Linked DNA regions of Mus musculus: all the other regions are linked to region 4. A link is a loop called in an ENCODE intact Hi-C map of the cell type or tissue named here. Cell type or tissue: heart. All regions are shown on one strand.

What was found. Hi-C counts contacts between places; a loop is a spot of excess contacts. Peaks named below come from ENCODE experiments on the same cell type or tissue, not always from the same donor. Only the 100,000 strongest peaks of a DNase experiment are listed, where the experiment ranks them.
Region 1: a loop joins it to region 4, with 4 times the contacts of the local background. A loop is called at or near these places in 14 of 42 quality-filtered maps.
Region 2: it touches region 4 in a loop (7-fold over the local background); 3 of 42 quality-filtered maps call a loop at or near these places.
Region 3: it touches region 4 in a loop (2.0-fold over the local background); 6 of 42 quality-filtered maps call a loop at or near these places.
Region 5: it touches region 4 in a loop (2.5-fold over the local background); 13 of 42 quality-filtered maps call a loop at or near these places.
Region 6: a loop joins it to region 4, with 5 times the contacts of the local background. A loop is called at or near these places in 5 of 42 quality-filtered maps.
Region 7: a loop joins it to region 4, with 2.7 times the contacts of the local background. A loop is called at or near these places in 4 of 42 quality-filtered maps.

The regions. Positions count from the first base shown.
Region 1 is chr9:122,960,250-122,964,249 of GRCm38, reverse strand. Kif15 (kinesin family member 15) reads right to left here. Exons shown (of 35, transcript NM_010620.1): 4 at 694-770. It also overlaps the pseudogene Gm35691. Among named protein-coding and RNA genes, the nearest start is that of Kif15, 11 kb to the right of the region's middle. In heart, no CTCF peak of the experiment used is centred here; no DNase peak of the experiment used is centred here.
Region 2 is chr9:122,835,500-122,839,499 of GRCm38, reverse strand. Tcaim (T cell activation inhibitor, mitochondrial) reads right to left here. Exons shown (of 11, transcript NM_001013405.2): 11 at 3,168-4,000. It overlaps Gm35549 (predicted gene, 35549), which reads left to right. Exons shown (of 3, transcript NM_001363262.1): 3 at 1,271-1,847. The coding sequence starts at 1,273. The coding sequence ends at 1,698. Among named protein-coding and RNA genes, the nearest start is that of Gm35549, 6.5 kb to the left of the region's middle. In heart, a CTCF peak has its summit at 1,564 (motif pointing right); DNase peaks (open chromatin) are centred at 1,559, 2,499 and 3,189; H3K4me3 peaks cover 528 bases.
Region 3 is chr9:122,884,986-122,888,985 of GRCm38, reverse strand. Zkscan7 (zinc finger with KRAB and SCAN domains 7) reads right to left here and starts at 2,168. Exons shown (of 6, transcript NM_001177505.2): 1 at 1,921-2,168; 2 at 37-562. The coding sequence starts at 444. It also overlaps a transcript of Zfp445 not described here. In heart, no CTCF peak of the experiment used is centred here; a DNase peak (open chromatin) is centred at 2,085; H3K4me3 peaks cover 1,363 bases; H3K27ac peaks cover 1,252 bases.
Region 4 is chr9:122,735,411-122,739,410 of GRCm38, reverse strand. Gm51699 (a long non-coding RNA gene) reads right to left here and starts at 388. Exons shown (of 3, transcript XR_003948282.1): 1 at 213-388. In heart, a CTCF peak has its summit at 2,484 (motif pointing left); no DNase peak of the experiment used is centred here.
Region 5 is chr9:122,948,716-122,952,715 of GRCm38, reverse strand. 1110059G10Rik (RIKEN cDNA 1110059G10 gene) reads left to right here and starts at 1,716. Exons shown (of 3, transcript NM_025419.4): 1 at 1,716-1,911; 2 at 3,647-3,791. The coding sequence starts at 1,804. It overlaps Kif15 (kinesin family member 15), which reads right to left and starts at 1,635. Exons shown (of 35, transcript NM_010620.1): 1 at 1,564-1,635. The coding sequence starts at 1,582. In heart, a CTCF peak has its summit at 1,539; a DNase peak (open chromatin) is centred at 1,705; H3K4me3 peaks cover 2,767 bases; H3K27ac peaks cover 1,676 bases.
Region 6 is chr9:123,070,165-123,074,164 of GRCm38, reverse strand. It overlaps Zdhhc3 (zinc finger, DHHC domain containing 3), which reads left to right. Exons shown (of 7, transcript NM_001372538.1): 7 at 3,547-4,000. The coding sequence ends at 3,804. Among named protein-coding and RNA genes, the nearest start is that of Tgm4, 37 kb to the right of the region's middle. In heart, no CTCF peak of the experiment used is centred here; no DNase peak of the experiment used is centred here.
Region 7 is chr9:123,082,560-123,086,559 of GRCm38, reverse strand. It overlaps Zdhhc3 (zinc finger, DHHC domain containing 3), which reads left to right. Exons shown (of 7, transcript NM_001372538.1): 4 at 2,250-2,346; 5 at 2,934-3,015. Among named protein-coding and RNA genes, the nearest start is that of Zdhhc3, 29 kb to the left of the region's middle. In heart, no CTCF peak of the experiment used is centred here; no DNase peak of the experiment used is centred here.

The sequences.
Region 1 (4,000 bases), 220 kb before region 4:
TTTACATGTAACCAGAGTTGACCAAGTTAGTAAGTGGATAACAGACAGTAAAAGTAAAAGGTTTAACACCAACAGCAAAGGTAAATAACTAAACAAGAAAGACAGACTAGAATAAACCCTGTGGTCACTGGATTAGTGCTAGACATCAGTATAAACCCAGGGTTAGCATAATATCTACATGAGTGGATGATACAGAACTTTCAGATCTCTCAGCTGCTCATTACCATTTTCCAACAAAAGAAGCCATGGTTTTAATGATTCTAGAACTAGGATAGACAACATATAAGAGCTTGGCATGTCATGCAGCCTGATAAAGTAAGGAAATGCTCAAAAACAAAGGACAGAATATGTCAAAGCAACAGAGAAACCTCAAAGATCAAAGATGGAACAAACTAGGAACAAAATATACCATTGGATTACTGAACTATTAGCTTCAAAACAGAGAAAGGGGCTCTGAGCCAAGGAAGATGAATGGTCCCTAGAAGCTAGGAAAGGAAGGAAATATTTTCCTATACAGCTTCCGGAAAGGATGGAGCACCAGTAACAGCATAAACTCAGTTCAGTGAGGCTCATGATGAACCTGATACATCTGTTATTTATGCCACTAAGTTTGGGTGATTTATTAAACCAGCAACAAATAGGAACTAATACAAGTACTGTCATACTTTTATATAGAGATAGTTAACAACTTACTATGCAAAGATGGTCCCATTATAACCGCTCATGCATGATTCCACAATGCTTTTAGCCACTGTTGAGAATACAGACTCCTACAAATATAAGCACCAAACATATTAAATAAAAATACTTCTAACCTATATCTCATATCATAAAAACTAAGTGCTTAGACTTTAAGACCTATAACTGCTTAAAGGTTACATCTACTTTAGGAAAATGGCTAAACCACATATGATGATAAAAGGTAAAATTACAAATATCATGAGGTCAAATAATCTCCAATATAATCATAGATTTTAGCATGTCTATTGCTTTGGAGCAACATGACCAGGGAATGGTCACAAACCTGACCACTTGACAGCACCTGAGAAACCTAATAATAATGTCAACCGTATTGTTTTAACCTTATCAATTTCTATAATATAACAGTTTTACTATTTCTAAAGTGTTGATATTGTTTACAGTTATATTTCACTTCTTTGGGGGTATCTATCTATCTATAGATATAGATATACTATAGATAGATATATATGTGTGCATATGTAGGGGGGTTGTGCAAATGACACCTTGACTATTGTTCCTCAGATGCTATCCAGGGTAGTTTTTTTGTTTTGACTTGTTTTGATTTTGAGAGGAAGTATACTCAACAAGTAGACTAGGCAGGCTGACCAGTGAGTCCCACTGATCCCTGTCTCTGCCTTCCCACCATTGGGGTCACAAGTGTAGGCCACCAAATCTGGCTTTGTTTACACACAGGATCTAGGGATTGAAAGAGGATCCTTAATACTTTAATGACTATGCTATCTCCAAGTCATTTTAAATTTTTTAGTAAAAAAAAAAAAATTATCTGAAAAGAAAAGAAAAGAAAAGAAAAGAAAAGAAAAGAAAGGAAAGCAGGGCATAGTGGGGATAAATGTCTTTAACCCCAGCACTTGGAAGGCAGAGGCAGGCAGGAGTTCAAGACCAGCCTGGACTACCTAAGTTCCTAGGTAGCAAGAGTTACATAGTAAGACCCCGCCTCAGGGGAAAAAAAAAATGCAAGCAGATGATTAGAGACGAAGCTCAGTGGTTAGGAGCACTACTGGCTGCTCTTCTTCCAGAGGACCCTAGTTTGAATCTTGGAACCCATATAGCAGACTCATAATTGTGTCTGTAACTCTAGTTCTATTTATTTATTTATTTATTTATTTATTTATCTGTAAGTGCAGTGTAGCTGTCTTCAGACACTCCAGAAGAGGGCGTCAGATCTCATTACAGATGGTTGTGAGCCACCATGTGGTTGCTGGAATTTTGAACTCAGGACCTTTAGAAGAGCAGCAATGATTTTTTAATGCACATGGGGCTGGAAAGTTAGTGTAGTGATTAAGAACACTCATTGCTCTTGTATAGGACCTGTGTTTGATTCCCAAAATGCACATGGTGATTTACCACCATCCATGACTCCAGTTCCAGAGCATCTGACACTTAAGGTCTTCCAAGGACACCAGGCATTCACATGGCACATATAAGCATACATGTAGGCAAAACACTCAATACATATAAAATAAATCTAGCCAGGTGTGATGGTACACACCTTTAATCCCAGCACTCGGGAGGCAAGCCTGGTCTACAAACAGAGTTCCAGAATAGCCAGGGCTACACAGAGAAACCCTGTCTCAAGGGGGGGGGGGGGGGGGGGGGGAGAGGACGGGGGACTAAAAGAAAAAATTTAAATGCATTCATCTGAATTTCAGACAGATTCTATATATTATATACAAATATTATTCACTGTTAGCATAAACTCCATAGCTCTATATTTTCTTCACTTATTTTGTCACTAGTTTGTACTGAAAGTATTTTTATTTTATTTTTACTTATAGACACAGTTTATCAACAACAAAAGAATTCTTAAACCTACAATGTCCATAAGCTACATGTGGCTATTGAGAGGCCAATTTAGATTACAAGTTGAAATAGGCATATTGTATAAGTTTAAATTATATAGGAGATTTGGAAGACTGAATTAACAAGAATGAAAAAGATCTTAAAAATAGTTTATATTAATTACATATTAAAGTGGTATTCTGGACACTGAGTTAAATAATATCTATGACCATAATTAATTTTACTGGTTTCTTTTTTCTGCCACTATGTCTATTAAGATACTTTAGGTTTTGGAATCTTGTATTCCTGGAACTGGTTATGTAGCTGAGGCTGTCATCGATCCATCTGCCTTTGGCTTCTTAGTGCTGGGCTTACCGACACAGGCTACCTTGCCTGTCTTTCAGAAAGGAATGGGATGTGTATATGCAACTGAATGGGGAAGGCCCACCTTGAATAAGGCTGGGATCTTGATAGAACAGAGTGGAAGGAAGGAACAGCTTACTAAATTCTCCTTGACCTGGAGTATATTTTGCCATTGTCATTTCCAGGAACCCTAAGAATCCAGTTTCAGCTGGGTGGTGGTTAACTCACATCTTTAATCCCAGGAATTAGGAGGGAGAGGCAGGAGGATCTCTGAGTTCAAGGACAACCTGGTTTACAGAGTGAGTTCCAGGATAGCTAAGACTACACACAGAGAAACTCTGTCTCAAAAAAAAAAAACAACCAATCGACTAAACAAACAAACAAAAAAGATATTTTTAAATGATAAGTGTAGCTCATTTTATATTTCTATTGACTAGCAATTTTCTAGCTGAAAAGAAAACAGATCTAAAAATTTTTTGAAACAAACAAAATCTCATGTGTATAGTAAAGACTTGTGAGGGGCTGGGGATGGAGTTCATTTAGCAGAGTGCTTGCTAGTGCTTCCTAGTACACAAAGTCCTGGATTCAATCTCCAGAATGGCATATATCAGGCATCATAGTAAATGCCTGTAATCTCGGCACTCGGGTTGGAGGCAAGCAGATCTGAAGTCTGAGGTCATCTTTGGCTACACAGTATAATGCAGGATAGTCTGGGATACATAAGACCCTATTACAAAGGAAAAAAAATTAAAGACCTATGCTGTCTGATCCAGTAGCCATTAACAACATGTGACTCTGTAACTTTGTTCATTCAACATATTAGCCATATTCCAAATGCTTAAGCACCTTATGTGGCTAATGGAGCCAAGGAACTGAAATTTAAACTTTATTTAGTTCTAATTATTTATTTGCCATAGTACGCACTACGCCTGATTGGCTTCTCACAAGACTTTCAGAATCAAGCGATTCCTGGCCAAGAAACAGAAGCAAAATCATCCTATTCCTCAGTGGATCCAGATGAAAACTGGTAACAAAATCAGTACCAGTCTATAAGAGAAGACACTGGAGGAGAACGAAGCTGGGTCTGTAAGGATTC
Region 2 (4,000 bases), 100 kb before region 4:
AGGAATGGTGACCAACCTGTTCAAAGAATATAACAGTTTATTGTGTAGAAAATATTAGAAATTTAATCATTTACCTTCCATTTAAATTCCTAGCATACATACATAGATAACTGAACTGGGTCAGAAAAATAGGTAAAATATGCTTAGTATACAGTCTTCCTCCATTCTTGGGATCGGCACCAGAAATTGCAGCGAACACTGAGTATATGCTTGGCGTCCTAGTATAAAATAGGATGGTATTTACATCCAGTGCATTCTCATCTTCTTGAATACTAAAAGCCATCTCTAAAGCACAGTGTAATAAATGCTGTGGAGTCCAGGAAGTAACAAGAAAATGTCTGTATATGTTCAGTACATCCATACATCTTATTTAGGTTTCTATTGCTATGATAAAACACAATAACCAAAAGTAACTTGGAAAGGAAAGGATTTATTTCAGCTTACAACTTTCAGGTCACACTCCATCACTAAGGGAAGTCAGTGCAGAAACTGAAAGACCCCCATTTCCGGGGAGACCCTGGCTCAAGTCCCTGGATGAGCCGACGCCCCAATAACTCGAGAGAAACCATTCTTGATGCAATATCGCATGAGGTTTATTCGGGAATCAGCATGTTGAGGCCGAGCTCATAACCCGCACAGGGACAGAGGAGATCGACCCCCAGCAGTTGCAGTCGAGGGTTTTAAAAGAATAAACCGCAAAGTTAGGGGAGGGTAAGACCATAAAGAATGGGGAAGCTGAGTAAACATAAGAATGGGGATGACGAATTACAGCTCATCTCTCACGGAAAGGTTACAGGCTATCTTTGGCAAACATTCTTGGTCCCTTACACAATGGCCCTTACAAAGTCAGGCGCCTGGGTGGGTCACCCAGTGGTCATCGTTCTCTCAGGCTGAAGGTGAAAGAACAAAGAACTCCATGCTGGGCTTTGTTTCTAGGGGTCTAAGAAACACATTGAGTTGGGGGGTCTTACAAAACTCAAGGCAGGAACCTCGAAGTAGAGGTCATGGAGGAATGTCGGTACCCCAGAACCCTTCTATATCATTAATCAAGGAAAAGAATCTGGGCATGGTGGCGCACACCTTTAATTCCAGCACTTGGGAGGAAGAGGCATGTGGATCTGAGAGTTGGAGGCCAGTCACACAGTGAGTTCCAGGACAGCCAGAGATAACACAGAGAGACCATGTCTCGAAAAAAAAAATCGTAAAAGACTATTCAAAAGTTAAGAGCAGCTTTTACCTGGGTCACATGATCCCGTTTTCTCCGTTTTAGATATGTCTAGGAGTCAGCTTGAACAGGAGAAGAAATCTCTAGATTCTTTTGTCTGGGTAAACGAGATCACTGGAGAAACCACCTTTCCTCCAGGGGAGGAGACCACACCTGCAACCTCTGGAGAGAAGCGTCAGGCAAGGTCGGGGTCTCTGCGAGTGAGCATGCCCTGCGCTGCGGCTGTCCACAGACCTGCTTCTCCAGTGAACCCCGAGGCTGCAGGCAGAGGCCCCGGGACAGGAAGCTTGCTTCTACCCGACCTGTCCCTGTCCCGAGCTCTGTCCCCATCAGGGGGCGCTCTGCCGACGCAGCACCACTTGGGAGCGTCCCCTCCTCTGGCAGCGAGGCTTCCAGCCAGCCCTTCTCTGCCCTGGGCCCTGTCCTGCAAGCTAAGGAATGTGCTGACAAGAAATAACCGGTTTTCCTTTTGAGCTAGGAAGTGCCAAGGAAGCGGCCGCCTACCCACACCTGCAGAGCTCTATGAAGGTCCCATCAGCTCCACCCTCAGAAGCACAAGTTTACAGGAATCCGCAAAAATATCTGCTTTCAGACCCAATACAAACTTTTCTGAGATTTTTTTTCAGATTGCCTTCTACGGCTTTCTTTACCTCCTCAGCTGTCTTGACACTTTGAGGGTGAATACCGCAGTTTTGGTGCTGGAGTCAAATCACCTGTGGGACAGAAGCAGGCCTTGGGTGGGATGAGAACAGGCCAGGGTGAGTGGGACCCACTCGCTGGACACTGGGCACACTTGGGAGTGGAAAGGGGCTGAAACCTGTTTTTCGGGTTAGCACTCCACAAGCTTCAGGCCTGTGCTTATATTGTCCCTACTATCTTCCAGTTCAAGCCTAGGACAAGCCCTCATGATGTCAGAGTTCCTTGAAAGGTGGTCACCTCGGTCTCTTTCACCATTCTCACTATGTAGACCAAGCCACCTGACTCTGCCTCCCAGTGCTGGGATTTCCAGCTTTTAGTAATGTTTTAATTTAATGTGCATGCATGTTTTGACTGGATGTCTGTCTGGATGCCATTGCTCTTAACCACTGAGCCATCTCTCCAGCCTGACCATGCGTTTTTTGACCACACCTTCCTGTGCCTCTTGTGACGAAGACTCTGGACAAGGGAGCATTGTGAAGGCTGGCATCTGGAAATGGAGGGTTACAGAGGCTGCCAGTGATCAGCACTGGAAGACCTCCTCCTACCAGAGCAAAAGGATCCCAGCCAACTATTGGCAGCATGCCCAGCCATCTGCGCTCCTTCCCACTCCCAGGGTGGCTTCAGTTGGCCGCAAATACAACCTGTATAAAATAAGGAAAACTTCTGGGGAGGGTACCCAGCTAGGAAGAGCTTTAAGCTAGCTAACAAGCACACCAGACGCATGCTCAGATCTGTGTATGGGTCTGCAGAGACACTAAAGGCTTTCAGGAAATAACAGACCCGTTACATTGCTTCTTGACTGGATGCTGCTGTGTTTTACAAGGTGTCCACACAGACGGAAAACTCTCCTTCAAAGGAAATAGGTAATTACATAGAGACAAAGGGCCAAAAATGAAAGCAGGATTCTTGCCCTGTAACAATTGGGCTGCAACCATTTGGAGCTCCTAGTGACCCACAAAGCTTTATATAAAAGGCCAGTCTCAAGGCAAACAATACCGTAATGTAACCCTCTGGGCTTGAGACTGAGGCAGGTCTGCCTTTGATGCTTTTGATCAAGTGACTGCACACCAACCACAGTGTCAGGCTCCTTTGGAGACCGTTTGTACCCGAGGCTTCACCTGCACCCTCTGTTGTGGAGACAGGACATACATCTGCAATGAATCATCTGCAAAGGATCACGTCTAATAACGTCCTACCACTACAGTCATGAAACTCAGCAGCTGGAAATCCTGGAACGCAGCTGTGTGGTGGCCAAGGCTTGCTTTATTATGTAACAATTAGTTCTGAGACAAATCCAATACAACACACATTACAGCAGATTCCACGTTAGCTGATATTAGACACGGTACAATCCAAGCAATTTTCTAATAAATGTCAGGTTTGACGGCCCCACCCCCCAGACAGGGTTACTCTGTGTTTAACATCCCCGGTTGTCCTGAAACTCACTTTATAGACCAGGCTGGCCTTAAACTCACAGAGATCCACCTGCCTCTGCTTCCCAAGAGCTGGGATTAAAGATGTGTGCCACCAAATCTACTTAGGGACTGTTTCATAAGAGTATTTACAGCAACATTTGTCACATTAGCATGGGTCAAAAGCCACAATGGCACACACAATCCTTTTATAAGCCATTTCTTATTTTGAACATACATTTGAACTGTTTAAATTAATGATGTTTCATAAAAACCCAAAACATGAAAAACTGATTTTAGCATCTCCTTTGTTCTAATGTACTGTGGGTCTACTCTGAACAGAGAGCAGGCCTCTCACTGTGCAGGAGACAGCTGAGCACAAAGGAGGCCATGCTTCACCTGAGAGCGAGCCATAGCACAGGGCTCTGCCTGGGCCAGAGCTGAAGAAGTGAAGAAAGCTTTTTAAGGAGCTTCAGGCTAAGTTATAATCCTACATCTTACTCATCTTGAGGATGCCTGTGCCCACCAAGTATATGCTCCACTGATACTTTAATTGGTAGAAGAAATCATGTATTTAAGTTCTCTGTTACTGATGCTTTAGTAAACTTGTATCAGACAATGTTAATAGTATATATTCAATAGGGTTTTAAAAAATCTTTCTCTT
Region 3 (4,000 bases), 150 kb before region 4:
AGTGGCTCTAGATGTTCCTATAGACTGACTGCTTACCTCCCCTGACTCACTAAGGTGTCTCTGGAAATCCTCCACCATAGCCACAGCTTCCTCGCCAGTCTCAGGGTGATGGAGCTGTACCCAGGTCTGAAGCTCCCTGGGCAGGATGCTCAGGAACTGCTCCAGCACCAGCAGTTCCAGGATCTGTTCCTTGGTGTGGACCTCTGGCATCAGCCACCAGTGGCAGAGCTCCCTGAGCCGGCTCAGGGCTTGCTGAGGCCCAGACATCTCATGGTAGCACAACTGCCTGAAGTGCAGTCGGAATATTTCACAGACGGGAAGGTAGTTCTTCTGTCCCCATGTCTGGCTTCCTGGTTCCTGCTTCACAGTCAAGTTCCCCTCCTGCTTCTGATACATGGCAGTCCTGGGGATGATATCTAATGTCCCCCTGCCTTCCATGGTCATTGTGATCCCAAAAGAGAAGCTGGTTCCAGCTACAGCAGGCACACTGAAAATGAGTCTCTGCTTCAAACTGCGGGGGCTGTTTTTTCAGAGTCAAGAAAGGAAGTGAGGAAAGTGTCACCTACAGAAACACAAAGAGAATGATCAGAGTCCTGGAGCACCTAGCTCTTAGCTGGTAACAGGTTCTGCAGCTAGAAGCAAAGCCTCCGGGGAAGAGAAGAGTACAAACACAGAAATGACTCCAAGTGACTTCCCTTTTCAAACTATTAGTGGCTCCAGTCACCTGCAGGATAAAAGCTAACTGAATGTCTAGGCTTAGCTTTCACAGTCTTTCACATACACCTCCAACCATTTCCCCCAAGTACCCAAATTAAAAGGACATCAATGGCCTCCAAAGCAGGGTATACAAGGAAACTGGATGTTAAAGAAAATACTAAATGATTTAACTATTTAATATGTCCTGTAGTAAGCACTGAAATTCAAATAGGATTTATCTTTAATTTTTTCATAAACTTGTGCTGGGAGTGGAGGCTCAAAACTCAGCTGGTAAAGATGTACTAAAGTTTGGGGCTAACACTTTACAAATAAGGGGGTGGGGACCACACTTTACCTGTCTGCACCTTCCCTGTTTTTTCCCGTCATTTCTGACAAACTCTTAATCAAGTGTCAAGACTCCGAATAAATAACACCTCTCTTGAAGGATATTTTCCTGCTTTCCCCAGATATAAAACAATGGCTCATTTCCCTTGCTGTACCTCATACTATAACAGTGTACTTCAACTGTTTATGAGGAACTCACCAGTCATGGCCTCTAAACTACTGGAGGGTCACCCAAAGGGAGGAACTAGTATTAAAACTTTTGGAAGTCTTTTCTACTTAACTTGGAACTTAACTTTAACTTTCTGGTCTCTCCGGGCATACCACTGTTTATAGCTTCAGTAATCCCACGGACTACTCTCCACCCATAACTCTGTTGGATCACTTCTCTTAATGCAATTGTTTGCAGTTTACTCAGGGCTCTGTTTCCTGCGAAGATTCAAAAGGCAGGACTGCTTCCCAGTCCTGCACGCGTGCATATGTGTTACACAGGGAGAGAGATATGTTACACGAATGTGGTTAGTTTAGTGGACAAAATTTGGGAAAAGCCATTTTCCTTTCCGTTTATGCATGCCATTTGAAAACCAGATCCTCTGGGGCAACTAGGATGTGTGCCGTGGTTTGAGATATCAGATATCAGGCACTGGAGACCCCAGGGTTAGACATTTTCCTCTGAGCCTGTTTTGTTTTGTTTTGTTTTGTTTTGTTTTTAAGACAGATGGAGTAATCTGTGAACTCTCCGAGAGTACACAAGAGCACAGGACACTTTCCTGCGGTCCTTACTGTGCCGAGTGCTAAGCGGCAGGTCTCGCTGCACGTCTAATCTGCGAGCTCGCGTGGGGCTCACTCCAGAGTCACGGTCCTGCCTCGGTAGCCGCTCACCTGGCCGCGTCTGCCCCGTGCAGCGCTGACGCACGGGAGCCAACAACTCGAGCCGACCCCAAGCCGAGCGACCACAACACGAGGACGACGCGGCTCCGCCTCGGGTAAGCACCCCGGCACCGCCCGCGTCGCGGCCCGAGTGCGGGCCGCACTTTCCACCGCGTCGCCACCGTCATGCGTGACGGCTCAACGGCCCCACACACCTCCAGGACACTAGGAAATGGCAACGACGGCGGGACGGGAAGCATGAGAGCATCACTTCCGGTACCTCCTGGATTCCGGAAGTCTTGGTTGCCAAGGTGAGCAATAATCTTGAACGCTAAGATTTTTTTTTACCCAGGGAACATCTGGGGCACAAGAGGGTGTCATGCTGAACTTAGAGTCATTCAGATTCCAGAGACCTCACTCTTGACATAAAAAGGTCAAAAAAAGCAAAGCCATACTTTCCAACAATCAGACTTTGACAGACCAGCCTGTCCCTGATGATGCCCTATACAATTAGAGCCCAATTCCTAATTGTGTTACAGCTCGGTTCCATTAAGGGGAAGGTTCCCGCAACTGTACAGTTCTGCTTGAGCAGGCAAAGGTTCCCCCGATGTAAGTGTTACAGCTTTCCTGGGAAAGGTACCCTGGCAATCGGGAGTCAAGGAATACCACAAAGTCACACCACACAACAAATCTCACATAGATTTATCGGAAGGGAAAACCCAGAAGAGTGGCTGCCTCTGCTCAGGCAAGGAGCAGGGGGAACTGAGGAGAAGGCAGGCCTTATATAGGTTTCAGTGAGGGATGGGACTTCTGGGGCAGTCTGGGATTTGTGGGATTCTAGTCAGAGTTTGGGGCAAACTCAGGGATTGGTGGAACTGTTTCTTGGGGTCTAGGGGTCAAGTCTGGGTCAGGGTGTTCTTTCCTTGGCTCTTTTACCCTAAATTTATCTCTGAGGTCATCTCACCTCAAAGTGCCAGTCTCAGGAAGGATTAATTGTGTTATAAAGTTTGCTATCTAACAAGATGGAGAACTTTATTTACTATAAAAGGGTAGGTCCCTCTCAGAGGACAATTCTCTGAGAATTCAAATTTGTTATGACTTTCTTTATTGAAATTTCTTTAACTATTATAGTTTTGTAAATACTTTTATTCCTGTGCTTTGGATTTATAAAATACACATTTATGGGCTCAAATAGCACAATCTGTGGCCCTGATTCTTTGTGTGTAAGGTGTGATGCTTACTGCTTGCTTTTTTGATTCACAGGTTAGTAAAATATATATATATATATCACATGATATAATGATCTAATACAAAGGGTCTTAATATTTTGTTCAACCAATTTCAATTCATTTACAGAGAAACAACATTCTTACTCCAGGATGACACGAGCTTCCCCCTCTACCCTGTTCTGCTGTCAGGAGGTCCAGCATCCTTCTATTTCGTAGTACAACCCTGGGAGTGGTGGTCATCTGTATCTGGGGAATAATTATAACAGGAATGCTGAGGTAGGGGCCCCTCAAAGAGGGGGACCTCCTATGAGGGTTTATTAAAGGAGAAACCTGGGTCTGAGGAGGAACCATGCGAGGTAGCATGAACAGGAGTCATTACTAAGAGGGGATCCAAAAGGGATGCACAGAAAAAACATAGAGAGGCATTTTAGATGGGATGTGAGGAGCAATAATAGATCAGAAGCGCATTGAACATGTTGTAGCCAGGATTGGGCATTTCTTCTCAGTTGTATTTCCTGTTCAAGAATGGTTTTATGGGTTCATGTGGACTGCTCCAGGTATCGAGAGATATGAGCAGAGGGGCATGCAGCGCAACTGGTGGGATATAGCTTCCCCATGATTCCCATTCTCCATATTTCATCCCAGGGGTCATCTATAACAATGAGACAGTTATTCAGGTTTTGAAATAGGCTATTTCTTTCTTTCTTCTTTATGTAAAACCATCAATTTGTATTTATTTAATATACATTGTAAGGGTTCAAGCAGACTTAATTTAAAAAAAAAAAAACACAGCTTAGAAATCATTTCTGTGAGAGCTGAGTTCAATTTTATAGGATCAATAACAGCGGCCGCCATAAAAAATC
Region 4 (4,000 bases):
GGGGAGGGGCGGGGAGGGGCGGGGAGAGGAAGTAGAGGTTGGCCATGGTCACGTGGCAAACGGGGAGAAGAGAGGGGGAGAGAGGGAGCAAGAGGGCTAGAGAGAAAGCAAGAGAGACAAGAGAAGCAAGAGAGTGAGGAGGGGCCAAGCAGACCCCTTTATAGTGGGCTGGGCTACCTTGCTGTTGCAGGGTAATTGTGGGAGGAGCATACCTGGCTATTTCCAGGTAACTGTGGGGGTAGAGCTTGGACAGCCTATGTGACTGATGGCCACAGAATGATGAAGTTGAGGGTGTGGTGTCAAGCATTTGTGTCTGGGGGCGTAGCTCACTGTTCCATCCCTTGTAGGACTTTTCTACTGGGTCTCTGGAGTAAGTTGCTTTCTTAGTCTAAAAGGAGATACAAAAATAAACAGAGTCCATTATGACTAAGAAATTTTGTGATTGTTGCTTTATAACATGTGGTCATTTTAAGGGGGTGAAGTCACAAGCCCTGTGGCCACTTAATCCTGGCGAGGTCAGCAGCTAAGGTAGAGGAGAGCCACAAGGTTGTTATTTTAAAAATTTGTGTTTTGAGTAGACATATTTTTCTGTAAATGAGAGTTGGATCCAAGGAATGTGTGTATAGTTAAATCTAGGTTACATTGAGAGGACTTAGCCAGACTAACTCCATGACAGGCTCCAAATTGGCAGTTCAAGAGACTAGGCCTAAATTTCTGTTTCCCAGAACTGGTCAAGGCTGGGCAAGTCAGTTCCTAGGAAAACCACAGCTTTCAGGCAGTCAATCAGGAACTGTCTTGCCATCTGGCCTGAGGTAAAAACAGAGTGTTTCCAGGTCTTCCCAGCAATGATTCTGGAAAGTTCCCAGACTTCCTCAAATCCCAATCCCAAAGACACCCATAGCCCTAGAGACCAAGCCAACCAGTCATGATAGAGGTCACCTACCGCTCCCTGGAACTCCCCTATTCAGCTTTAAATTGAACCTGTGAGCTTACCTCCTAGTTACCATTTTGATGAATGGTAGTCCCCTGCATGCTGGATTACTGTAGAATATATCTTTCTGCTTTTGCATACTCTTTGAGTCTGGGGTATCATTCTCCATTGATTCATGAATCCTTACAACATATATAGAGAGAACCAAATTTCATGTATATAAAACATAGACACAGGAGGCCAAATAAAACTTATGTTGGTAATTAATCATAACTATAAGCATATATGGCATATTGTGAATATGATTATGAGGTAATTGATAATTAAGTTGTATGTTTTGATTATTTTAATACTTTATTGTAGTAAAAAATATTAAAAATCCTGGCCTGAGGCTTTTACCCTGCCTTAGATCATTTATGTTAGCAGATGAAAGACACAAAGCTTTTATATTTTTAAATAGCCTTAAGCAGCACCATAGCTGGGCCACTGCCTACCCTCCAGGCTACTAGAGTCTACCTTCCTATTGATCCCTTACTGTAGTTCACCTGGGTTGCACTTGACTCCAATAGAGCAGCCCTCTGGGCCATGTTCTCTTGGCTCTTAGCCCATGACAGCTCTCCTCTCCCTCCTGCTCATTCTTCCTTCATTCCATGTGGCTCCTTCTGCCCCTTCCCTCCTCCTTGTGATCCTCTCACTCTAAGCCCGAAAAACTTAAACCTTACCTATGTCTCTTCTGCCCAGCTATTGGCTGTTGGCATCTTTATTTACCAATCACAATTAAATGGGGTCAGGGTCACTCAGTGGCTTAGGTGCAGACTCTCATCTCTGGGGCACCCATCTTGAGGGCCCCAAATTAGCATTAGAATACAAGCAGCATTAGGCCAACCCACTATAGTTTATAATAAGTGTTGTATGATTAGGTTTAAGCTGAAGGCTAAGTCAGGACAAGAAAGGGTTAACAAGTGGGGAAAATGGCAAAGGACCTTGGCTGAGGGAGCTGCTGTCACAAGGCCATAAATTGCATTGTTGCTTATTTTGGACGGAAATGAGGGGGCATTTTGGAGCCATGTCAGCGAGGAGGTGGGACTGTTGGCGTGTTGCAGCTGAACAAGTTTTGGGATCCATGGCAGTGGAGGGTAGGTGAGGCTTTGGGGATTGTTGTAGTAGTAGCCCTACATGGACCTAAGGGAAAAATGGTCACTGAGATCTGTACATGCCTCAGGGGTGGTTAAATTAGCAACTTGGTTTGGAGCAGCCATTGCAATTGGAACAACAGGTGAGTATGCTGTGGTGAAGAAAGGGGAGGAGTAGGTGGGGTTCCATTAGAGGAGGGGACTCTGATTTGGAGTTTGAGTCCTTGGAGGTAAGGGGGATGTGAGTGTGACCATCCTTACTATTAGGACCTGAGCCATAGAAGGTTGGTTACAGAGAGAGGGTCAAGAGCTCAGGCCCCAAAAGTCCTGGACAGAAGAGAGTTCAAACCGTCGGCCCACAAACAGGCAGAAAAATATTAAGATCATGGAGGATGTTAAAGTCAAGAGTGCCCTCTGGTGGCCATTTAGATTAGCTACTGAAGCCAGGCCACAGAACATTTGCCAGAACACATCTGGCATTTTGGACAAAGGTTTGAGACAAATTTGGATACATTTAGTAGCAAGCAATCCAGGAGGTGACTGAGGATCGGATTTAGACTCAGCGTTGTCCATCTCTGAGCTTGTTCTGGAAACCAAAGAGGTGTCCCTCAGAACAGCTTGTGGTCAAACAGTGGGAGGTGGGGTAGCCTTGGAATGAACATTTCCAAAATCCCAAGGCTACCCAGAATAAAGACTGTCTTTGTTCCAGAATGGATGAATTTGCTCTGGATCGGCTGCTGCTTGGCAGGTAATCCCAGGGGTTCTGGATCTGAAAGAGGCACCCAATACCTCTTAGGCTGGAAAAGGTGACTTACCCTAAGTTGAAAATCTGATGGAGGGAGAGAGAGGGAGAGGAGTGGGCACCACACAACAGGGGCCCAGACTACTGGGCTAGGGCTTAAATCCTCCTGGTTTTGTCACCAAGATAATGGGCTTTTTTTCTCCCGGGGTGACTCAGATACAGGCTAGATAAGACCAGGCTAAAAGCAGATAATGGTAGGTTTATTAGGAGCGAGTTCATCAGTCTGGAAGAACTGAGCTGTGGAAGTCACACAGCCTGGCTAGGGCAGAGGTTTTATAGACCTTAGGTGAGGGGTGATGGCATCAGCCACAAGCTGGATTTGTGCCCACATATGGTCAAGAGCTGAGCACTTAGGCAGGGCTTGGGTGGCTGGCAGCAGGGGCAGGATGTTTCAACAGCTGCCAAGAAGAGAACTGGGAGTTCCTTTGTTTGGAGTTTTTCAGCGCAGGGTGGGTTGGGGCAAGGAGGGCAGATGAGGTTTCCCAGCTTGTGCAGCAGTGAGCAGGGGGTTTCAGCCTAACAGTGGGGACCTTAACAGTGGTCCTATACAAGAAACTGGGGTGACCAGGAAACATTCAGCACGTGACCTGCTGGAACCGGAGAAGTCTTTTAAACAATAAATGAAACAACCTGCCACTGTGTAGCTTGTGAGGTTCTGGGACACAGGAGCTGATGGGGTCAGTTTGACTGCTGTGGAGGCAGAAAACCAGAGTAATGTAGCATCCATTCCTCCTTAAGGCAAGGGCTGTCTAACCTGAGACAGTGTGATGGACTGGCTCAGCAGACATTAGAGACACTTTAATCCTCATCTGAGGTTCTCATAAAGATCAAGGGCCAGGGGCCGGGGGCTGAGGGGACTGGGAATTAGAAAAGCTGTGTTCGAATTCCAATTCACTGGGCCAAATAGAAGTATGTTCATAGAGGAGTTAAAGAAGAGATGGGTTCAATAAGGACTGCAAGGCAGCTTTGCTGAGCTCTTTTTGTGGGGGGCAAGATCTTTATAAAGATCTATGCCAAAAGAGGCTTTGGCAGACCTACGTGCTATAGAGCATCATGCAACAAGTGCCTGTAAAGAAAAAGTGCAACCTAGAGGAGAAGAAAGAAAGTCGAAACAGAGGAAGAGGCCTGTATTGC
Region 5 (4,000 bases), 210 kb before region 4:
GTCTGGCTTCACAGAAACCTTAAGACGAGCCTAGATTTTAAAAAGAATTTAAGCTCTATCATGTACTAGTTTGTACGCTTAAATTCTCTTACTGCTGAAGAGGTAGAGGAGACAGGCTACTTTAAATAGAGGAAAAGATCACACAGAGCTGTTCAAATATCAGTGTAATAGACTTAAAGGGTTACTAAAACAATTCATCAGGAAACAATAACAATTGACAAAGAGCTACAAACATGAACACTATTGTAAATTTCAAATGTATAATTTCACAATTTTCTCAAGTATCTCATTTTATTCTCAAATCTTATAATCAGCCGAAAAACAAAGGAAAAAAAAAAAAACCACACATGCCAGCACCCATATTCAGAAGCTCACAACCACTCATAATGCTAGCTCTAGAGTATCCAACCACTCCACGGCCATCTTCACCCACACAAGCAACCTACACACAAACTACACTCGCAGCTGTGCACACATATACACATGCATGTGCACTCACATACACACCAATAATTAAAAATAATTTAAGAAAGATAATAGGCAATATAAGAGGTGGCACTCATATACGTTGGAAGTGGGGGATTAAATCAATCTCTTTGTGATGAAAACAGATTAATATATATATTAGTCTACTCATAATCTGCACTTCTTTTTTCTATGTTTTTTTCCTCAGCCATCAATCACAATCTAAAACAACTAAATAGAAAATTCAGAATGAAACAATTTCTAAGCCTTTTTTTTTTTTTTTTTTTAAACAAGGTCTCAATATAAAGCCTCATGCTACACAACTCTTTTTAGCCAGGTACTATAAACACTACTCTCCTAACAGTCTCAGCCATTTGTTATTAGATCAAGTGGCTATATCACAATGCTTGTGTTCAAGTGACTTTTGGATACTAACTCTGTCATACTGTCTACAGAATTTCTCTCAGCAAGTAGACACCGTAGAATCTCATAGGATAAAAGACCGGTATAATAAGACACTATGTCAAAGACTACTTTCAAATAACTATTACTGTCTATTACTATAATTGAGGCAAAGACTACTTTCAAATAACTATTACTGTCTATTACTATAATTGAGGTATTTTAGTATTAGCTAATCTTAGTACACTTAGTTTACAGAGCACATTATCTATAGGGTTCTGTACTAAGATACAGTTCTGGTTTCAGGAACTCATGAAGTCTTGCATGAAGAATGGGAACTGTTGTAAAGGGACCGTTGCAATTCGCTTTAAAGTTCCCTCCTCTGAGGGTAGGCCACCGAAGGGAACACAAATCCCTTCCCTTCAAAAAAGGCAGAAATAGGTAATCAAGCATCAAGTGCAGCGCAAGGGCCGCCCTCAGGACACCAGAAGCCAGCAAGGAAACAGCAGGGTCCCATGCACAGAGAAGAGCGCTCGGGTGTAGGGTGGCCGAGGCGGGACGCCCGCGCTCCGTGAGGAACTCGGGTTCCCACTGCGTGTGCCGTCGTCGCCCTCGCGGGGCGCCCTAAGAGGTGACGCCCCGTAGCACCGGCATCTGCCAGCGGCGATGAGTTCACCAGGCAGGCTCGCAACTTACATTTGCAGCCGGGGGCCATGGCGACCCCGTCCGAGATTCGCTTACGCCAGGACCACCAGAATCCTCCCTTCAAGATGGCCGCAGATTTGAATTTGGCGCCCCAACGGACCACGCCTCCTGGGCGTGGTCGGATGGCGTCACTAACACGGTCTACGTCAGAAGTCCGCGCGGGCGACAGACACTTTGTACCCTGCCAAGTCTGCCGAGTGCTATTTATTGTTGGTCAGAACCAGAACTACCATGAGCAAGCGGAACCAAGTGTCCTATGTGCGGCCCGCAGAGCCCGCCTTCCTGTCCCGCTTCAAAGAGAGAGTCGGCTACAAGGAGGGGCCCACCGTAGAGACCAAGGTGAGGCCGCGGGAGTCGCCCCGAGTCAGACCCTCTATCTCCACCCCACTTCCGGCTCCTCGGTGCCGACGTAACTGACAGGTCCCTCACTCGCGACCAGCCGGACCCCAGGTCTGGCCTCTCGGGTCCAGGAATTCTTACTTGCAGGGTGCTATTCTTGAAAACGACCTAGCCCTAGTAGCTAGTCTAGACAGCTTTTCTGTCCTTTCTTACTTGCGGATCTCACTTTACCTGAGCAAGGTGATTGACAGCGTCGTCCCCTTTTTCAGATAAGGAGACCGAAGCCACTTGATTAAACGACTCGAATCAGGAGTCTTTGAAGGAATCAGCCAGGACTAGTAGAACCCCTGCTGTTTACCAAGCTGTGTGTCTCAAGATAGGGAAATGAAACAGTACTTCTCAAAGGGGGTTGTCTAATGAAGGTAACATTGAAAACACAATGCGTTCTTGCTGCCGAGAAGCTATGCACAGGTCAAACAAGAGGACATGCAGTTGTGTTCAAAAGCGCATCTAGGGATTCTTTAGTTTTGAGGGCTAGCTATGTAAGAGATGGCCTGGAGCATCCTAGACACAGTTTGAGAAAAAAAGACAGACATAATGGACAGTTGAGTACTCAAACTTAGTTGTCTAGACTCTTAGAAGCTGTGAAAGTTACATGGGATAAAATATAGTAGTGGGCAAAGGCCAAGTCATGCAGGGTATTCCCCATAAGATGACTGCCCAAAATTAAATATTAGACAGTTGCTTGAAAAATGAGATAATTCTGTATTTATCTCAAAGTATGCAAAACCTTTCTTAGTTAAAAAGTAGAAATGTTTTGACTTAGCTGACAAAATATAATTGTTACATTTGTACAGTGAGTACTAGGTTTCTGTTTGATAAATTTCAAAAGTTAAACAATTATGTACAGTATTGTTTATGTACAAAACCTTTTATATAACTATTTGTGTGTCCTTGAATAGCAGCTAATAGTATCTGCTGGGCAGTGGTGGCACATGTCTTTGAATCCTAGAACTCAGAATGAAGAAGCAGGCAGATCTCTGACTTCCAGACCAGCCTGATCTACAAATGGAGTTGCAGGGCAATGAAGGCTAAACAGAGGAAACCCTGTCTTGAAAAACAAACAAAGATATCTACAAAACTGAAGCTGTTAGTATATCAAATGAGCAGAGGTAGGGGAAAATATAATTTTCCTGTTATTTTCTGTACTTTTGTGGCTTGGATGGTAAAGTCAGGTTGTTGGTGTTTTGTTGGTTTTTGTTGTTGTTGTTTTATCAAATCCAGACAAGACAGGGATGAAAAATATTGATTAGAAAAGAGGAAGCAAGATGATGTGGCACTGCCTTCAATAGTCTAGATAGAAATTAATCCCACTGGAGAAGTTTCCCAGTTTCTGTTTTCTGGTATAGTAAAAATAAACTCTTTGGAGTTTATTTTTAATTAAAATTTTATCTTCTATTCATTTCAAGGATCATTATCCATTTTGCTTTTGTTCTAGTTTTGCTTGTTTGTTTGTTTTGTTATCAAGACAGGGTTTCTCTTTGTAGTCTTGGCTGGCCTGGAAATCACTGTGTAGACCAGGCTGGCCTCAAACTCACAGAGATCGGTCTGCCTCTGCCTCCTGAGTGCTAGGATTAAAGGTATACACAACCACTGCCCAGCCCACTTCACTTTAAAAATTACAGTTGCTCACAATGGCAGTGTTTGGTTAAAGATTATCAAACATTTTCTGTAGAAAATCCAGCCTCAGCTCCCAGATGAAGATGGCAATCACAGTGACAAAGAAGATGAACAGCCTCAAGTAGTGGTTTTAAAAAAGGGAGACCTAACAGCTGAAGAGGTCATGAAAATTAAAGCAGAAATAAAGGCTGCCAAAACAGGTATATCCTAAAATAATCTGATTTTTTTAATTGAATAGAATGGTTTGAAGAAAGCCTTTGGTTCAAGCATTAGCTTTTGTACCAGATGTGTAACCTTGAGCAAGTGATTTCACTCTGTGCCTCAAGTATCACTTCAGTGAAATAGAAAATAAGTAGACTGACCTTAGTGTACTGTATAAAGTATCCTATTGCTAAAATAGGCCAACCAG
Region 6 (4,000 bases), 330 kb before region 4:
CGCTGCGTGATACTTCAGAGTACTTTGGTTGTGAGTCTGTGCATCTTCTGGGTTGCAACAGGAAGACGTTTCGTGCTGTGGGCTGCAGTAGAAGGGTATGGAGCTGCTGCTCGAGAGAGTTGGTATCATCTGACCAGCTCTCCAGAGCTTGCTGTGGGGATGCTGGCCAGCTTATCTGCTGGCACTGGGGTCCTATTCCAGGAGTCTCACAAGCCCTGAACTGATGCCTGTGGTCCCTGCCACCCTTGGGAGCCTTAGGCCTCACACATTCATGCTGGGGTGTTGGTGCAATGTTCACCGGTCAGACTCTACAGGCCGTTCAGGTGAGGCCGAGGCCTGCTCACTTGTGTCAGTCACTGTTCGCTTGAGCCTGACATGGCTCACACCTGTGAATCTCAGGCTGCAGAACTTTGCCTTCTGGACACCTTTAAGTCTACAACTCTTAGAAAAAGAAGCTCTGGGGTCTGTTTTATGCATCAATTTTCTTAGATTATTTTCTTTCCCTGCTCAAAGCTGACACTCCTGATGTCTATATATATAGCTGCTAAGGAATGTGGGCACACAGGCCAGTTGATCCTAACACACCACTTTACAGTGGTAATCCTGGGCTTGCTCTGCCTCTGCACCTGACTTTGAGACCTACAGAGTGAGGCTTTGTCAGACAATGGGGAAAACACCTGGTGGAGAGAAAAAAAAGCACTTGTCCTGCTTCTGCATAACTTTCTGTTTTTGTTTTTTTGTTTTTGTTTTTGTTTTTTGAGACAGGGTTTCTCTGTAGAGCCCTGGCTGTCCTGGAACTCACTTTGTAGACCAGGCTGGCCTTGAACTCAGAAATCTGCCTGCCTCTGCCTCTAGGATTAAAGGTGTGCGCCACCACGCCTGGCTTCTGCATAACTTTCTAACCAAGCTTGGGCTGCTGTCTCAGCCTCTCGGGAACTTAATACTGACACCTTCACAAGGGGTGTGTGTGTGTGTGTGTGTGTGTGTGTGTGTGTGTGTCTGTGTCAGGACCTGTGTTCCTGGCGGTGGAGGGCATCATCTGCCTGTCTTCATGACCTGCAGAGACTATTAAAACTCTGGTCTTAGCTGATTCTTGTTCTTATTACAAAAACTAATGCTTGCTCCATGGTGAAAACATGAAATGTGGACAAGTCCACAGAAATACACCCCATCTGCAACGGTAACAGCCCCATGGGGGGTGTCCTGTGCAAAGTGCTTCTCCTTAAGGCAAGACACAGGTTGCAGGATGTCCCAGGGTCATGCAAAACATGGTTTCTCAGTGCCACACTTGCAACTTATAGAACTAGTTACTTAGACTGCGTTGCTGCACATTCCAGTTCTCAATTTATCATTATAACTCAGTGTCAATTCTGTCTTGGGTTCTCTTGAACTTCTCATTGTAAAATAATGTCAGACTTATAAAAATCAGCAAAATTGTATATCTTCTGAATGACATTCAGTGTTACCAAAGATAAACATCTTACAACAACAACAACAACAAATTCCTTTCTCTTTTAAGAAAGTAATTTGGAAAGAAAAAGGAGGGGGTGGGGAAAACTTGCAGTCTCCATAGTGGTGCACACCTGTAGTCCTAGCTGTTCAAGAGACTAGGGTGGGAAGATCACTGATTCTCGGAGTTTGAGGCCAGCTTGAACTGTGCGGCAGACCGAAACCCATTCTCTCCTTAAGAACAAAACTCTTACTGTCCTCTACCTCGGGGGAGCTTTCTCTACCTGCCTTTTGTCTTCAGGGATTCCACATTCTACTACTTGTCTCTACCCCATTTCTATCAGTTCCTCAGTCTTAAATTTGTCATGACCTAGATTTTTTTAATTGAGAATAAATTCATATAATGTAATACAAATCATTTAAGTGTATAGTTGGTTCTAAGACACTTACCAAATTCAGGATAAACCACTTCTGTCTCATTCCAAAATAGTTCCACCACAGACCTTGGCCCTGGTGAAAACTGTAGGTCAGTTATTGTTGTCAACTGCTCTTGTGTCGGGTTAGGCAGGAGGGGCACTGGCGTGTTACATTTGTGGTTCCCTGTAACTGGAAACACTTGCTGCTGATCCACTTGAGTCTTGGCAATTCTGACCTTGATGGTTGTGTTAAGTCCATTCCTGGAACGTTTCCCTGCTATAAAGTGACCACTGGCACCTTCCATTATTGATGTCTCATGAAGAGAGCACATGAGATCAGATTATTGGTTATTGGGTTTTTTGGTTTGGTTTGGTTGATTTAAGACAGGATCTCTTTCCCTGGCTGTCCTGGAACTCACAGAGACCCACCTGACTCTGCCTCCACAATCAGCTAAGGTCAGATTCTTTAACTGATAGCTTTTACAGAAGTCAAGAAACGTAAGTCCCTGAGATGTTATGGGAAGAGTGCTAGAGTATTGGTATAGTCAGATTAGTCTGTGTGTCTACCTCTTCCTTACAAAAGGGATATGCCATATTCCAGTTACAGGAGAAAATTGCATGAAAGAGATAAATTAGGACCATAGAAGTCTTCCTTGGGGGTAGAGGGTCTTGAGTCATGATTGAGTGCATCGATATCTGTCTGGGAAACTCAGAAAATTCCCTTAGCTTGTGGAAGAGGTGAAGAAAGCAGAGGCCTGGCTGGGGGCTCAGAGCCTTTGTAAGGATGAATCTGGAGGTCTGATCTCTGTGTATCTATAACTGTTTGGGGCTTTTTCCTACCCATCACCTTCTTTCTGTGGCCTGGGGGCCGAGTCACAGTCAGCACCCACAGCAGGTGAGTGGTCAGCTTGGGAGAGGTCATGTGGAATGTCCACTGCATGAACCCACAGTGGCCTGTGCACCTTCTGGTGCCCACTGCATGTGGCATCTTTGCTTCCCCTCGCATGTTTATCTCCTGTGCTGTATCCTCACCCCTCAGCCTTCCCCATGCCAAGCTTACTGGTCCTACTGTGGGCAAGGGGCCCCTTTTTTAGTGGTTTCTTTTTTTAAGATTTATTTATTTATTTTATGTATATGAGTACAGATGGTTGTGAGCCATCATGTGGTTGCTAGAAACTGAACTCAGGACCTCTGCGTGCTCCGGCCCCACTCACTCCGACCCAAAGATTTATTTATTTATTATTATACACCAGAAGAGGGCATCAGATCTCATTACAGATGGTTGTGAGCCACCATGTGGTTGCTGAGATTTGAACATGGGACCTTTGGACCACTGAGCCATCTCTCCAGCCCCTTCTTAGTGATTTCATAGGTGATAGTCTAGCTCATGCCTACAGAAGCCAAGATATACTTGGCCATTGGGTATCTGGTCCCTGCCCAGGAGCAGACCACTGCCTTTGTAGGAAGGGGTCTGGCAGTACGTGGGTGACAGGCAAATCCAATGCCAGGCCCGCTTGTTCTGCTTCACAGTTTCTGCTCTGCCCTGCAGCCCTAAGGGACTTCAAAAGTGGCCTGGGCCGCAGCAAGCTGTGCCGTCCATATTGAAATTCCCATCCCCTGCTCTGCCAAGGCAAAAGGTGTGTTCATGTAGTACACTGACCTTCTGCCCATTCTCCTTCAGGGTATTGAACGCCTCCAACGAACAAAACAGCCCAGGGAGCAGTCGGGCAGCTGGAAGTCGGTCCAGGAGGCTTTTGGTGGGAACTTTTCCCTGAACTGGTTCAACCCTTTCACCAGACCTTGTCAACCAGAGACACCCATTGATAAGGGCTTGGTACGTCAAGTGTCATCTCTGTCAGACGTGGACAACATGGAAACAGCTGAGAGCCAATTGGAGGCGACAAAAGACAGGGACTCTGTGGAGGTGCTGGATGAATAGAAGTCATGGAGGATAAGACACCAACAGTGGCTGCTACCCTGATGAGTGTTACCAACTCTGTCACCCCACACTTTTTTTTCCATTAGGATTGGGGTCGGGGGATAGGAAGGGCAATAGAGGGTACAGGAGAGTAGGGACTTTCTCTGAGTTCCTCTTAACAGGATGTGCCAAAAGTGATCCAGCAAAGGAAATGGTG
Region 7 (4,000 bases), 350 kb before region 4:
CGTCACCAAATACATTGTCCTGTGACCTGGTGCTCACCTGAGGAACAAGATGATGGCCTAGGCTGATTTGGAGGGCCTGTTTCTTTGTCCAGCCACAACATGGAGATCTGCCCTTGGACCCCTGTTCTGTTCTTTCCTTGGCTACACTGTCTCTTCTGAGCTGTGTTAATCTAGAGTATGGGATGCTGTTACCTTGCCTACAGTTTTTTCAGATAGTGAGGTATGTGATGAAATCCTATGTGTGAAAGCATAGCTCCCTCTGTCTCTCCCTTGCTGTCTTGGGGTTCCACCCATTCTCTTGCCTGCTTCTTATCTGTGTGAGCTCCTGCCGTCACGATCAGACCCAACTAGGCTAAGCCCAGAGTCCCTCCACGGAGTCAGGAAAGGTGTGTTTGAGCAGCATGACAGTGTGGTTAAGTGCTCCTGTGGGACATGGCTGTGTGGCTAATGCTGGCCCAGCACCTGCTTAAAGGCTACACACCAAAGATTGTTCCTTGTGCCTCCTGGTGGAATACAACCCAAGAGTGGACCTGTTAATGTATATAAGCCAGAGAGAGCTTGTCAATGTCTCCTGAGATCTGGGGGCTGAAATGTGGCAAGGAAGTAGTAGAAGGGAAAAGTATCGCTTTTAAAACAGTGGTATAAAAGATAGGAGTAGTGAGGGAAATCTAGAAGGCCTAGCACCAGAAAAGATCTCTCTGTAGAGCATCTTCTGTGTTCAGTGACCATTGCTTCGCCTTCAGTCCCTACAGCCTTGGGCCTGGAGCCCTGCCTGCCCTGCCTGAAGCTGTCTGGCCCACAGAGAAGACAAGTGCTGTGCTGGCACTTCATGTTCTTGAAAACAAGAAACTACCTACCTATGCCACCCCCAAGAGCTATAGAGACTTTCCCTACTCCCTCAAGCATATGTTTGTCTAACCTGATTGCCCAACACATCTTAGCCCCTTGTGAAACCCAGCTTCCTGCTCTTCCACACCTGTTTTCTTCAGAGTGTGAAGGGTGGCTTTGCTATGCGAACTTGTTTAAAATATCCATGGCCTACAGAACCAGAGGCCACTTGGTGCTTCTCTACAATGGACCCTCACTGACTTAAGTGTGTACTTGAAAGCTGCCCTAGAAATAAGTAGGATGGAAGAGGACCTGCTGAGGAGCATAGGCAAGAAGTGGCTACTCTCAGGAGTTTGTTCCTCAAATGAGTAGGGATGAAGGACCCTAGAGCTCACTGCATTGGGTTGTATGCCCATAAGATAAATAGGATGTGGTGATTCCATCCATGGTGAGCAGAGGCCTGGTACATAGCGAGCCGACCACTCTACACTACTTGCCTGCTTTAAAATTGTTTATGGGGAGGTCGGGCATGGTGACGTACACCTTTAATCTCAGCACTTAGGGGACAAAGGTAGGTGGATCTCTTGAGTTCTAGGTTTGTAGAGCAAGTTCCAAGACAGCCAGGTTACACAGAGAAACCTTGTCTTGAAAAAAACAAACAAAAAAGTGTTAATTTATTGTATACATAATTCACATGTGTTTTCATGTGTATTTTTAGAGCTGGTAACAAAAGAGACAGAGCAGACAGACCAGTGGTATAGTTGCTGGGCCTGGCTATTTGCTTCTGCATCCATGTTGGACCTCCTTTTCTTTCTTGCCTTGCCTTCCTGCTCCTGAAGATCATGGAACCAGGCTAGGATTTCTGAGCAGTGCCTGTTGGCACTGTGTCATGAGATGAGGCCTTTGGAGTGATGGGGAAGAAAAAGGGTAGAGAGCAGTATGAAGCCTCCACTCGTCTTAGTCAGACTGACAGGAACCCACCGACTTGAGTAAGGTAGTCCAGCAGACCCAAGTCTGCCGAGCTACTACAGTTCCTGCAGCTTGAAAAAGTATATTCCATTTCTGCTAGAACATCTGGAACTTCTGCCAGCCCTGCCCAGTATCCTGTCCTACAGTAACATTTCCCAAACGCCTCTCACTTGGCCTCCTCGGGACCCCAATTTCTAAGTTTCATGAGGCTTCAGAATAGTCTCTTACGTGGGCCAGTTCTGACCTGTTACTGTGTGCAGATGCCCTGGAAGCAAATGCTTCGACCCTAGTGAGGAGTGACCTGACCCTGGAAGTCCTGACTCTGCATTCCAGAATTCCAGTGTTCCCCTCTGGGTCACCCCAGCACCGCTGCTTTGTTACTTGTGTAGTGTTTGTTTTCAAACTGTATGATGGTTACCCCTGCTGAAGGTCTGAATTATGGGTCATTTCAGTGTTTGTAAGCGGTGCATTCGCAAGATGGATCACCACTGTCCTTGGGTCAACAACTGTGTCGGCGAGAACAACCAGAAGTACTTTGTCCTATTCACAGTAAGTCAGCATCAACTCTGCCTCCACGAGGCAGGGGCACTCATTAGTTCTTTGGAAAACCTCAGCACTCTTAGCAGTCTTGGTTGCTGTTGAGAAAACTGCCTACTGTGTGGTTCTCTGCTTTCTCACTCACTATCTCTCTGGCTCAACAAATGTCCTTCACTTTCTGTGCATGGAGAAAGCTGATTTGGTTTAACTAGCTGGAGGCAAGTGCTATGTTCTGGGTACCACTAGAGCACTAGGCCCACATAGCTAAAGAAGACAGTGTTGCTGGTGGCTCAAACTCTGAGCTACAAGTAGATGTAGAATAGTTGGCACTCTAACCTTTTAAGTTAGAAGCAGCATAAGATTTCATGTGCCCCACACAGCCTGAGTCATGCTGTGTTTGGGCTGTGCATCTGTTCTGGTTCCACATATTCTCAGAGAACAAGAAATAGAGGGTCTGTGGACTGGAGGAGCCGCAGCTACCTTTCTGGCCTCTGCCTAGCAGAGTATTCATGTAGAACATGTTCTGAGTAGCTGCTCAAGGAGGCTGCATAGTTAGGAGATTTTCCCAACAATGGCTCAGCACTGCTTTCCTGTTTCAGATGTACATAGCTCTCATTTCCTTGCACGCCCTCATCATGGTGGGATTCCACTTCCTGCATTGCTTTGAAGAAGACTGGACAAGTAAGTATTGCCAGGGTTTCCCTTCCTTTGGTAGAGAGGGTATAAGACCTGAGTGGCCTGGGATCCTGTTCCCTTTGCAGTGCCAGCCCAGCCTCATTTTATTACATCTTCTGAAACCCTACAGACTGATCAGGCCCTAAGAGGCACTAGTCTTTTTTTATAAAAAGAAACAGACCCTTCAGTTTAGACAGGCAACTTACTAAGTTGGACAGGATCAAACTGAGCATGTCTCCAGAGAGAGCATGCTCAGGTCAGCAGAGGGAGGCCAGGCTCCTGAGGAGGGCAGGCTCGGTCTGCAAGGCACTTGCTTTACTCTTTTCACCGCTGGCGATGGAGCCCAGGGCTACACTAGGCAAGCTTTCCTTCCCTAAGCAACACCCTGGCTCCAAACAGGGCACTATGATCAAGGTCATTTTACCCCAGTCTTCTCCCAGAGATCCATTTTTAACTTTTTGCCTAGGGCATAAGGGTTTTTAACTTTGTTTGGTGAGTGTGTGTGTGTGTGTGTGTGTGTGTGTGTGTTGCAGTAGTAGTAGTAGTAGTAGTAGTAGTAGTAGTAGTAGTAGTAGTAGTAGTTTGTTTCAGATTGCTTGTCTTGATAATACTAACTTAGATTAAGATCATAGACCATGTCTCCCTGCTTCACAAATATTCCATTTAAATGTACAGATTTAAAACAGGGAGAAACCGGGGTAGGAAAGAAAAAAAATAATAAGCAGCCATATGTAGGGCTAGAACTTTCACACTCAGAGTCTACAAGGCGGATGTCCTGACCAGGGAACCCCTTTCTAGTTCTGAGAGGAGGGAAGGGACAAGCAGGATACCATCTGCAGAAGTGAGTGAGTCCAGCCAGTTCTTGCTCACTTGGTGAGCATTCTAAAAGTACATATATTTGGCTAGGCCCTGGCAATCCAAGTCAATTCTGGTGTGGCCTTGTCAACTTGATATAGGATGTCCAATGAGGTCATTCCATCATCACAAACCT